Linked DNA regions of Homo sapiens: region 2 is linked to region 1. Evidence: read pairs that join two places in POLR2A ChIA-PET (ENCODE). Cell type or tissue: Panc1. All regions are shown on one strand.

The links. Peaks named below come from ENCODE experiments on the same cell type or tissue, not always from the same donor. Only the 100,000 strongest peaks of a DNase experiment are listed, where the experiment ranks them.
Region 2: POLR2A ChIA-PET joins it to region 1 with 9 read pairs; 3 of 35 experiments call an interaction of 5 or more read pairs at or near these places.

What each region holds. Positions count from the first base shown.
Region 1 is chr2:19,804,532-19,809,531 of GRCh38, reverse strand. No RefSeq gene overlaps it. Among named protein-coding and RNA genes, the nearest start is that of LINC00954, 62 kb to the left of the region's middle. In Panc1, no CTCF peak of the experiment used is centred here; no DNase peak of the experiment used is centred here; H3K27ac peaks cover 2,384 bases.
Region 2 is chr2:19,891,035-19,896,034 of GRCh38, reverse strand. No RefSeq gene overlaps it. Among named protein-coding and RNA genes, the nearest start is that of TTC32, 8.4 kb to the left of the region's middle. In Panc1, no CTCF peak of the experiment used is centred here; no DNase peak of the experiment used is centred here.

The sequences.
Region 1 (5,000 bases):
TTTTGTGCCCAGTTGACAGAAGAACTGAGGCTCAGGATTACAAGTAAGACCTCCATCTATCTGACGCTGACTTCGTCTACTCTGTGCATGGCCTGTTAGAGGAAAGCCTGCGGTGGCTGCCCTCAGCATTGCAGTGCCTCTGAGCCCAGCAGTGGCCCAGGAGCAGGAAAGTCTGAGGCTTGACTGAGAGCTGGTTTTGGGGGCCCTTAGTCTTCAGAGGGAGGGTAAATGTCCACCATCCCTGAGGCTGGAGGACTTGGGGGCCATGGGTGGGGGCGGGGGTGCGTTCTGGCTGGGGCAGGAGTGAGGCAGGATACCGGGCCTGGTGTGGATCTGCAACCGGAATCTTTGGGAGTTGAGAGCTTTTTGTTTGTTCAGCTCATCTCACCTGGAGAGTCAGAATGGAGAGTGTTTTTTGCCCCTTAGGCTTAAGGTGGGAACTTTGGATTCTCTCTACATGGGGATGTTCAGAAGCCCAGGATTTTTGCTGCACCAAGGAAGACTTCATAGTAATAATAATTATTAGGGTGAATATTTTATTATTATTATTTTACAATGGCCACTTAGCCTGATTTAGCCTGACTCCTAGGTTTTTGGACCCAGGATATATGGATGCTAGTCTAGTATGCTTCTGAATATCAGAGACATTTCCCACATTCTGCATGCTTGGAGAGTTCACTCCTGTTGGGGCTCAGGGATGTATTGAGAACAAGGAGAGATAGTCTAGGGAAGTGGCAGGTTTTGATGCTTCAATCTGCTACTTATTCTCTGACTATCAATGCTGTCTTGGCCTGGGCACTCAATCTCTTGAAGCCTCAGTTTTCTTATCTGCTAAAGAACAATTCTTTCTGGAGGGGCTGTTGTTAGGCTTAAATGATGGCACGTGATTGGTGCAACTTACTGTTAGTTATTCTCATTGTCTGGGACAGTTTCTTGAGCTGTTAAGGGGAAATTGTCCTTAGACGTCAGGCCATCTTCTCCCGTGTAGGGTTGGGGTTTTCTCTTTCAGAGGCACTTGCATGTGGTGGAGTTTGGGAACAGAACAGGGTGATCCTGCCTGCTGATCCATCTTCAATGCTTGTTCCGTGAAGGAGAAGGGAGCTTGTGAGAGAGTGGCGGTGACATCACAAGACACTGGCTGGAGGTATCGTGGAAAAGCTTACATTTTGTTGGGGAGAAAGAGAGCGGGCGCAGCACTAAGCTTGCCTAATAACTCTTCTGATCTTGGGGGCTGTTATTCGTTATGTACTTTTTTTCTCCTTAGAGAGGAAAAGGATGCTGAAGGTGCCAGAGCACTGTCGTGGGCAGGCAGAGATTTACTGCCCTCACTGTTTTCTGGGTTTCCCCCAGTCCTTGTCCAGCCTCTGAGAGCCACATGGGGCCTGCCAAGCCTCCTGCAGTCAGTGGGTTCAGGCAGGGTGGAGGCAACCCTTTCAGGTTTCAGCAGGCACAGGCCAGTGTTTTTGACCATCTTTTCCCCAAGCTCTGTTTAAATATCCACCGAGCTCAGCTGGCCTGGCCTTCGGAACCAGCCATTGTGCTCTTGGTGACTCACTCACACCAAACCTCCCCTGGAAATTCTGGATGAAGTGGGTTCCAGGGACATTTTCAATTTTATTTCCACTGGTAAAACATTTGGTGTTTGCCTCATGCTTCCCTCAAATCCCTGGCTCTCCAGTGGAAACTGCCTCCTGCTAGCAGGGGGTGTGCGGGGGCAGGACTTCTCTCCCTCCCCACACTGGCTCCCATGAACCTAAAGACCAGGAATTCTCTGATGGCTGGGAACTCAATCTCTCAGAGTCACAGTTTTCTCATCTGTTAAATGGGAATTCTTCCTAGGGGGCATTATTGTGGGCTGTGTCTGATTTGTTCCTTTACCCCAGCACTTGGCAGGGTGTACCAGGGCCTTGTCTCTTGTCCCTGGAGTGCTTGCCATCTTTTCCACTCAACATCTCACTTGGGTTTACACAACTTGCAGGAAAGGCAGGCTGGGGCCAGCACTGAGTCTCTGGACTCACCTCCTGCTGGGAACCCTCTTTTCTGGTCCTTTCTTCTCCCTCACTCCTCTGACCTTGGCTCCTGTAGCATCTCTTCCACTGACCCCTCCAAGGCCTTGTCCACTGGTCCCTCCAGGGTCTCTTCCACTGGTCCCTCTAGGCAGCTGCTTTGTGAAGCTCTCCTAACCCAAGCCCAGCCTTGGGTGTCTCTGCCTCAACTCCCCTCCATTAGCCTGAGGATTTCCTGTGTCCAGGGCCCAATCTGATCAGTTCCTTTCTCCCTAGCCCTTTGGTCTTGAAGATCCTTCTTTTTCCAGGTCCCTTTTTAAAAATAAGGCCCTAAGAGAGAAGAGAGTATGAGTGTGAGAATAAAGTTGGGCAAATCCCCGGAGAGCGGGTGGGGAAGGGGCTGCCAGCTTTGTGTTGACTGATAGAAAGTCCTTCTTTCTGCCAAGCAGATGTCTGACTCCAGGAAGCATCCGCTAGTGGCCCTGGATCTGTCCTCCGAGGCTCTGAACAAATGTCATCTCTTATTCTACACAAGCAGTTGTCAGCTGGAGCTCCAGTTCCCTGGGGGACAGTCCAGGGGAAAGCTCTTTTTGGGAGGCTGAGAAGTAGCAGGCTTGCTGTTCCTGGGGTCCCCTCTGGCTGGTCCACAAGGGCCCTCTTCACGCTCCTCACGTGACCTCCCTTAGTGCAGGGTTGAAGGAGCAGCTGGCTCCTAGACACCAGCTTCCAGCCTTCTGTGGCATTGCTGTAATTATCTCACTCCCACTTAATCTCTACAGCACCCTCATGAGGTTGAGGACACCTTGGCCCAAGGGCAGGCCAGTGACTGATCCAAGGCTACAGAGGCAGGGAGTGGGGAAGCCATCCCAGCACTCTACTCTGCATTCTTAGCCCAGGGTGCTTGTTTTTCTTCCTCCTCCTCACAACATACCTCCCCTACTAGATTTACCCAGAGGCTGTGGGAGAGTGGGGGCCCTAGAAGATGAACCCCCTTGCTGCCAGGCCCTGACCATGTCTGCCTCCACCTTCTCTTCCCTTGAACTTCCTTTCTGACCCTCATCTCTCCTTAGACTCCGGTTTCGTGTTTGTCTCTTCCACATCACTTTATCAGGTTTCAAGGTCTGGAAAGAGCAACACAGTGAGTAAGTTGTCTGGCAGTGCTGTGGCACTTGTGTGACCCAATCCAGATGCCCTCCTCCCGGCTTGAGTCCCCATCCCCACCTGCCCACATTCTGAGTGCTTGAAATCAGTGTGGGTCCTGGCGGCATCTCCTGTGACCTCTTTTGCTTTGCAGGAGGCTTGGGGAGACCACATCACAGGGGATGGGGCTGAGAGCTTGTGGCCTCCCCAGCATCCTCTGTCTTAGGTCACTCTGTCCTCCCTAAGCCCCTTTTTCTCAGGAAGCTCCTGTTAATATGTTCCATTTCTTATATCAAGCAACTGTCCTACAAACAGCGTTGTTGGTAATTCATGGGAACGACTGTTATTTTTGGAGGCTGGAACTTACGAAGGCTAGCCTAACACCAGCTGCTTTCTTTTTTTTTTTTTTTTTTTCTTTTTCAGCTTTCCTCATATTATTATAAAAATTACAGAAAAATATTTGGCTCATCATGTTCAACAATATATGTGGCTGATTCCCTGTCATTGTGTTAATCCTAGAAAAATAAACGTTTTGGCATCTTGCAGATTTTCCCCGGGTGGAGGGGAACGTGGTCTCCTCTGTGTATTGAAGGCCGTTAAATGTCTTTCTCCATAGCGCTGTGCCTAGGAAGATGCAGGGGGTTTAATTGGACTGGGTCGGCATTAAACATTGCAGTGTCTTGGTTATGGCTGAGGGTCGGGTTAGTTAGAAGCTGTACATAATCCTTGGGGATCTGGGCACCGGGAAATGATGGCCTTGAAGACCCAGGTTCAAGGCTGGAATAGGGAACTCAGTTGAGGTGGGGAATGCAACCAGACTTATTTGAATGGGAGGAGAGGAGTCTAGATGCGCTTCTGAAGATGCAAGGAAGGTTAGTGATAACAAGATCCCTGGAGGGCAGTTCACCTGATACAGGCCATGATATGGTGATTTTTGCTGAAACTTTGAAGCAGTCTCACATTCTTTCTTTGATCAGGGCTGTGAGATAGGCAGAGCAGGTGCGACCATGTCCATTTTATGGATGAGAAATGGAGGCTGAGGAAGGAAGAATCACTGGCCTAAAGCCACAAAGGGACTTGGAAGTCAAGTAAGGAAGGAAGTGAAGCCTCGTGATTTTGAGGCCAGCCTTCTTCCCTCCTCACATCCTCTACCATTTATCTGTATGCTTGGCCATTCATACCCCATTAAGGGAGTATGTTACCCCATTTTCTCTACTGTTGGAGGCACAAGCAGATAGCTGTGTCCTGGTGCGGTTAAAGCAGGTACTAGTCTTCTTTTAGCATCTGCCCTGCCCACTCATGAACTAGCACCTTCTTTAAATGACAGGTGCCCCCAACTGCCAAAGCCTGGGCTGCCCCCAGCTACCCCTGGACTTGGTGGGAGCTTGGCCCTTTGAAACCTACAGCCCAGCCTTCTTTCAGCACAGCCCAGAAACATAACTCTTATTTCTGGCTTGTGGGTCTGTCCCTTTGAAGGCAAAATTGCTGTTTCCCTCCTCGAGGATCAGCTGAACCAAAGCTGTATTTCAGTTTATTGACTTGGCTTGAACAGAAAACCACAGGTGGGGAAAACACAACCTTCCCGGCTCAGGGCCCATTCCTTTGGGAAAATGGGGAAGGAAAAACTGGCCTTTTCATGGCCACCATCCTTCTGCCATGAAGGAAGTTATTGCCAGGTCTGAAAACTGACCCAGACTTTCCTTGGAGCCATTTGTGGCTCACAAAATTGCAAGAGTTTCCTTCAATTGGTTGTAATGTTCCTTGGAATTTACAGTCTGAGATGTTCCCTAGGGCACTGTTCTCTTGCAGGATCCCCACATGTGATCCTCACATTGTTCAGGGGAGCAGGGCCAG
Region 2 (5,000 bases), 87 kb before region 1:
CAGGTAGGAATGTATAGAGAGGTGAGGAAATGACAAAAAGCACTTAGTAAGTATAAAGTTTAAAAATCTTTTATTTTGGTGCTGCCAACAATTAGGCCCTTATGAAGCTATCAAAAACCGGGAAGAACTTGAAGGGAAAACAGACTAACACCAGCCATATGCCATCTACATTTTTTGTATTTTATTGTTGTTTGGCTTCCAAAGATTCCCAAACTAGTTTATTACTGCTATGGAAAAGCTGTTCTGTGGTGGAAATTACCCGAATCAGGAGAAAGGAAAGTTTGCTTTGTGTCTTCAGAGGAAGGCGCAGGGTAACTTCTGTGGCCTCAGATGCAATCAGCAGCAGCAGCCTTAAAATGCTTTTTTTGTGTGTGTATGAGTAATCTCATGAAGCAGAAAAAGTAATTGCCCTGTTTGTAGCTCATAAGTAATATCTGGCAAAATACATGGAGAGTTTGGGCTGTAGGTAAGTGAATATTAAGAGGAAATTAAGTTTCATGGCCTAGAAACAAAGTCTCTGTTTCTGGAATTATTCATACTTTCCAAAACGGTTTATCTTATATTTGTTGGAAATCTAAAAAAATTTCTAAAATTGCATTAAAATGTAGAAAAATCCTTAGGAAAACTTTTTTTTTAAAAAAGCAAGTTTCCTAGACCTTGGGAGGGAAAGCTTTAAGCCATTCCACCCAGAGAAGCAAATGCTTAATGTTTAATTTTATTTTCTCTTGACTCATATTCTCTTTACTCTTGACTGGGATCAGATGGAATATGAAAAGGAAAAATTGTTTAACATTTTCATGTGGTTTGTTAGATTATATTCAAAATTTCTTCATCCTTTATCAGAAAAAAAAAAAAAAAAGTCACTTAAGTTCAGAATCAGCAGTTGCTGATTGTAGACCCAGGCACTCATTTTCTCTTGTCTTGTTACTGGAAATAAAGAATAATTCATTTACCTTGTTTAGCGTTGAAACTTTAGGCATTATTCAGATTCTAAGTTTCTGATTGACCAAATAATACCTTGGATATTTACCTTAAAATATATTCATTACCGTTCATATTTCCCACATTTCAGTATTCGTTATTTCCTTTTTCTACTAGAAAAGTAACTTATGTTTTCTAATTTTTTCCTTTGTAAAAACAAAAGAATTGTGGTTTGTTATAAGGTTTCTCTTTCACAAAGTGAGGTAAGATAGGATAAAATGGATTTAAGTTACTTTTGAGTTTAGAATATTACTCCTAACAGTAGTTGAAAAGTGTGGAGCTATTTGTTTTTTTCTGAAATTTGGAACTGAATAAAACCCTTTACTTTATGATAGCAAAGCAAATATCCAAGTTAGTCTTTAGTCATTATCTATTTGCTCTTTTGCTCTGTCATTTGCTCTTTTGCTCTGTCTTTTTTGGTTTTCTGTTTTTCACTGGCTTCTCTACCCTCTGAATCCTAAATGTAGCCTTGGCTCCCTGTCATTTTGTAGGTCTTAAATCTTTCTCCGTGGGCATGATATATTTCAACCCCACCTACCACTCAGCGTTTACACTGATTCTTGTCTCAATGTCTCCCTTTCTGCTAAGTCTAGCCCCCTTAAAAATTTAACTCAGAAGTAAACAGTTTGTATATAAACCGTAATAGCATGTTTTTTTTTTTTCTTTTTTGAGACAGGGTCTCACTCTGTTGCCCAGGCTGGATTGCAGTAGCTTGATGACAGCTCACTGCAGCCTTGACCTCCCTGGGCTCAGGTGATCCTCCCACCTCAGCCTCCTAAGTAGCTTGGACTATAGGCATGCGCCATCATGCCCAGCTAATTTTTGTATATTTTGTAGAGATAGGGTTTCACCACATTGTCTAGGCTGAGCATGAATGTTTACTGTGCTAGTTTTTTGTTTTATTGAGAATAATTCATATATCATATAGTTTACCCATTTAAAGTGTACAGTTCAATGGTTTGAAGGTATATTCAGAGTTGCTGCACCATTTTTTCAAGGTTTTTGGGTATACTGGTCTTGCATGCAAACTGCACTTAAAGTTACAACACAGAAAAAATTTTATGCAAATTAATGACTAAACATGAGAGTGTTTCAAAAACAACAGCTCATGCACAAAACAGATCTAAGAGTCCTAAAAAGTGCTGCTTCTGGCTTCATTCAAATATGTGGCACGATTCCACTTTGTCTCATGTGATGCTCTCTAACTAGAAATGTGTTGAGTAAATCAGACGGCTCATCTCTGCCTGAAATGGATGCTGAATTTAGTGTGTTTAGGTTAACATATTGCTACGCTAAACAAATTGTTGACAAATGTGTAATAGCTTTTCAAGAGCATAGTGAAAAGTTGACTGAATATTTGCTATTTACGCTAGGTGTGTAATTTTAACAATTTCTATATAAATTCACATTTTGGTGTTTTCTGTGTTTCTAAAAAATGTGACAGTAAATTGTGAGAACAGAATGCCCATAATTTAAAATGGCAGTTGGTAAAAGAGGGAGAGTGAGATTTGTTAAATTTCAAATCTAATGTTAAGGGACTTCAAATGACACCATTTCACTCTACAGAAAGGAAAGAAGGATGAGTATAGTCTAATTTCTGTTTTTGAAAAAACAAAGCAATTGATACAATTAAAACACATAGTTTATCCTTTTTAAAATCACAAGAAGGTAAAAGAACACGTCATGTAGCAAGACAAATTATAAAACAAGCAACCTGTAAGGAAGCCCCGAAACTGAAATTATGAATGTGGATATAAAAGTAAAATAGGAACACAACAGTGTAATCCCAGGTTTATATGTGTCATCACAAAATCATAAATATAGCAGTTTAGTGAAGGTCTTATTCTGCATAGAGGATGAAGCTAAGAAATTGAGTAACTTGTGCAAGGTTGTGTCCAAAATCCATATAAATATTTGAAACTGCAATGAGTATCAATGTTTTTGCTGTTGGCATCAACTCACAGCAGATATGTGGACTTTTTTTTTTTTTTTTGGTCCTGATAAAAAATTTAAATTGCTCATAAAATGTTTTAGTACCCAGCAAAGTGAGTATCAGAATAATATTAAAGTATGTTTTTAAATAATGGAATGTTATTGCAATGCCCACATTGCTTGGTGGTCATTTTTCTTATTAAAAACAGACACAAAAGATGGTGAAAAGCAGATTAATTTTAAGAGCAAACTCCATTTGGAAACTAGATAGCTACAGCTGCCAATATGTAAATTTTTATCTTATGTCAAAAAAAGCATCCAATACGTAGAAATAAGGCAAAAGGATTTGCATGGCATTTCAATATCATACCAGCAGACCCACTCAACGACTGTTTAATTCTTTTGGGGAGCCATGTGTGTGCCTTTCTTTGATTTTCTATTTACTCTTGATTAGGGCCCAGACTCTGGGAGGTTGCATGTAACTTGCAGATTTTTGTCCAGAGGAGATGCAAATGAACTCTGGTAGAAAAGATAACCCCAAAAGTTTTGGCTGTATTGCCCTGAAGAACGTTAACCAGTTTTGTATTTAACCTAGCAACTTTATTCCCAAATTCTTTCTTCATGGACCATAAGTACTCAGTTATTCTAATGCTCTTTTACCACTCTGGCGGTTCTCTATTAATGAGTTAAACATTTTTCACATTTTCATTCTATATTCTTATAAGAATCGTGCTTAACTTCAAAAAACATTTTGGCCCTACTACTGAAGAAACAACAAAAAACCCTTGGTATGGTTTGGCTGTGTCCCCACCCAAAATCTCATCTTGAATTGTAATCCCCATAATCCCCACATGTCAAGGGAGAGACCAGGTGGAGGTAATTGAATCATGGAGCTGTTTCCCCGATGCTGTTCTCGTGATAGTGAGTGAATTCTCACGAGATCTGATGGTTTTTAAGGGTTTGGCAAGTTCCTCCTTCTGTCATTCTTCCTACTGCCTTGTGAGGAAGGTGCCTTGCTTCCCCTTTTGCCGTGATTGCAAGTTTCCTGTGGCCTTCCCACCCATGCTGAACTGTGAGTCAATTAAACCTGTTTCCTTTATAAATTACCCAGACTGGGGCAGTTCCTTATAGCAGTGTGAAAACAGACTGATACAACCCTTAAGTAGAATTTATTATTACATAGTCACATTATTTCTAGCAGGAATAAGAGCCAAGGGGGACTGAAAAGCTTCAGTTTTTTTTTCTGTTGCTTATTTATTTTTTTTTTTTGAGACAGAGTCTCGCTCTGTTGCCCAGGCTAGAGTGCAGTGGCGTGATCTCAGCTCACTGCAACCTCCACCTCCTGGGTTTCAAGGGATTCTCCTGCCTCAGCCTCCTGAGTAGCTGGGATTACAGGCATGTGCCACCAAGCCCAACTCATTTTTGTATTTTTAGTAGATACCGGGTTTCACCACGTTGGTCAGGCTGGTCTCAAACTCCTGACCTCATGATCTGCCTGCCTCGTCCTTCCAAAGTGCTGGGATTACAGGCGTGAGCTACCGTGCCCAGCCCGCCTATTTCTTTAAACTATTCAACAATTCTTGTTTGGAGTGTGTGGAGGCTTGAGCTCTGGCTGAAGCGAAGTAGAGGGAAGGCCATCACATTCAATTTAAACACATGCAAAAAGTACTCCTTTTAAAAGTGGCAAACCTGCAGAATATAAGGTAAAAAGCAGTTCCTGTCTATCCTTCTAGGCCTTTTTCTTTGTACAAATACATGGGCACAGGTATGCAGATACATGCGCAGAATTATGGTATACATATTATTTGGTAACTTAAATCACTTATTATTTTGAACATTCTTTTGTGTAAGAACTTAGAAGTCTACCTTATTCTGCTTTGACACATAATTTTTAAAGCCGCATGAAAAGTGCTTGCCAATTTCTTGATATACAATTAATACATGGCTATGGTAATAAAAATTAAAACAGTACAGGAGGTATAAATAAAAAGACCCCCCGCCTTTCATATTTTTCTCTACAGCTAACCATTTTTAGCCAGAATAACTAGAAACAAAGGGTTAAAAGGCTCCCTTTCCTATGGCTGCTA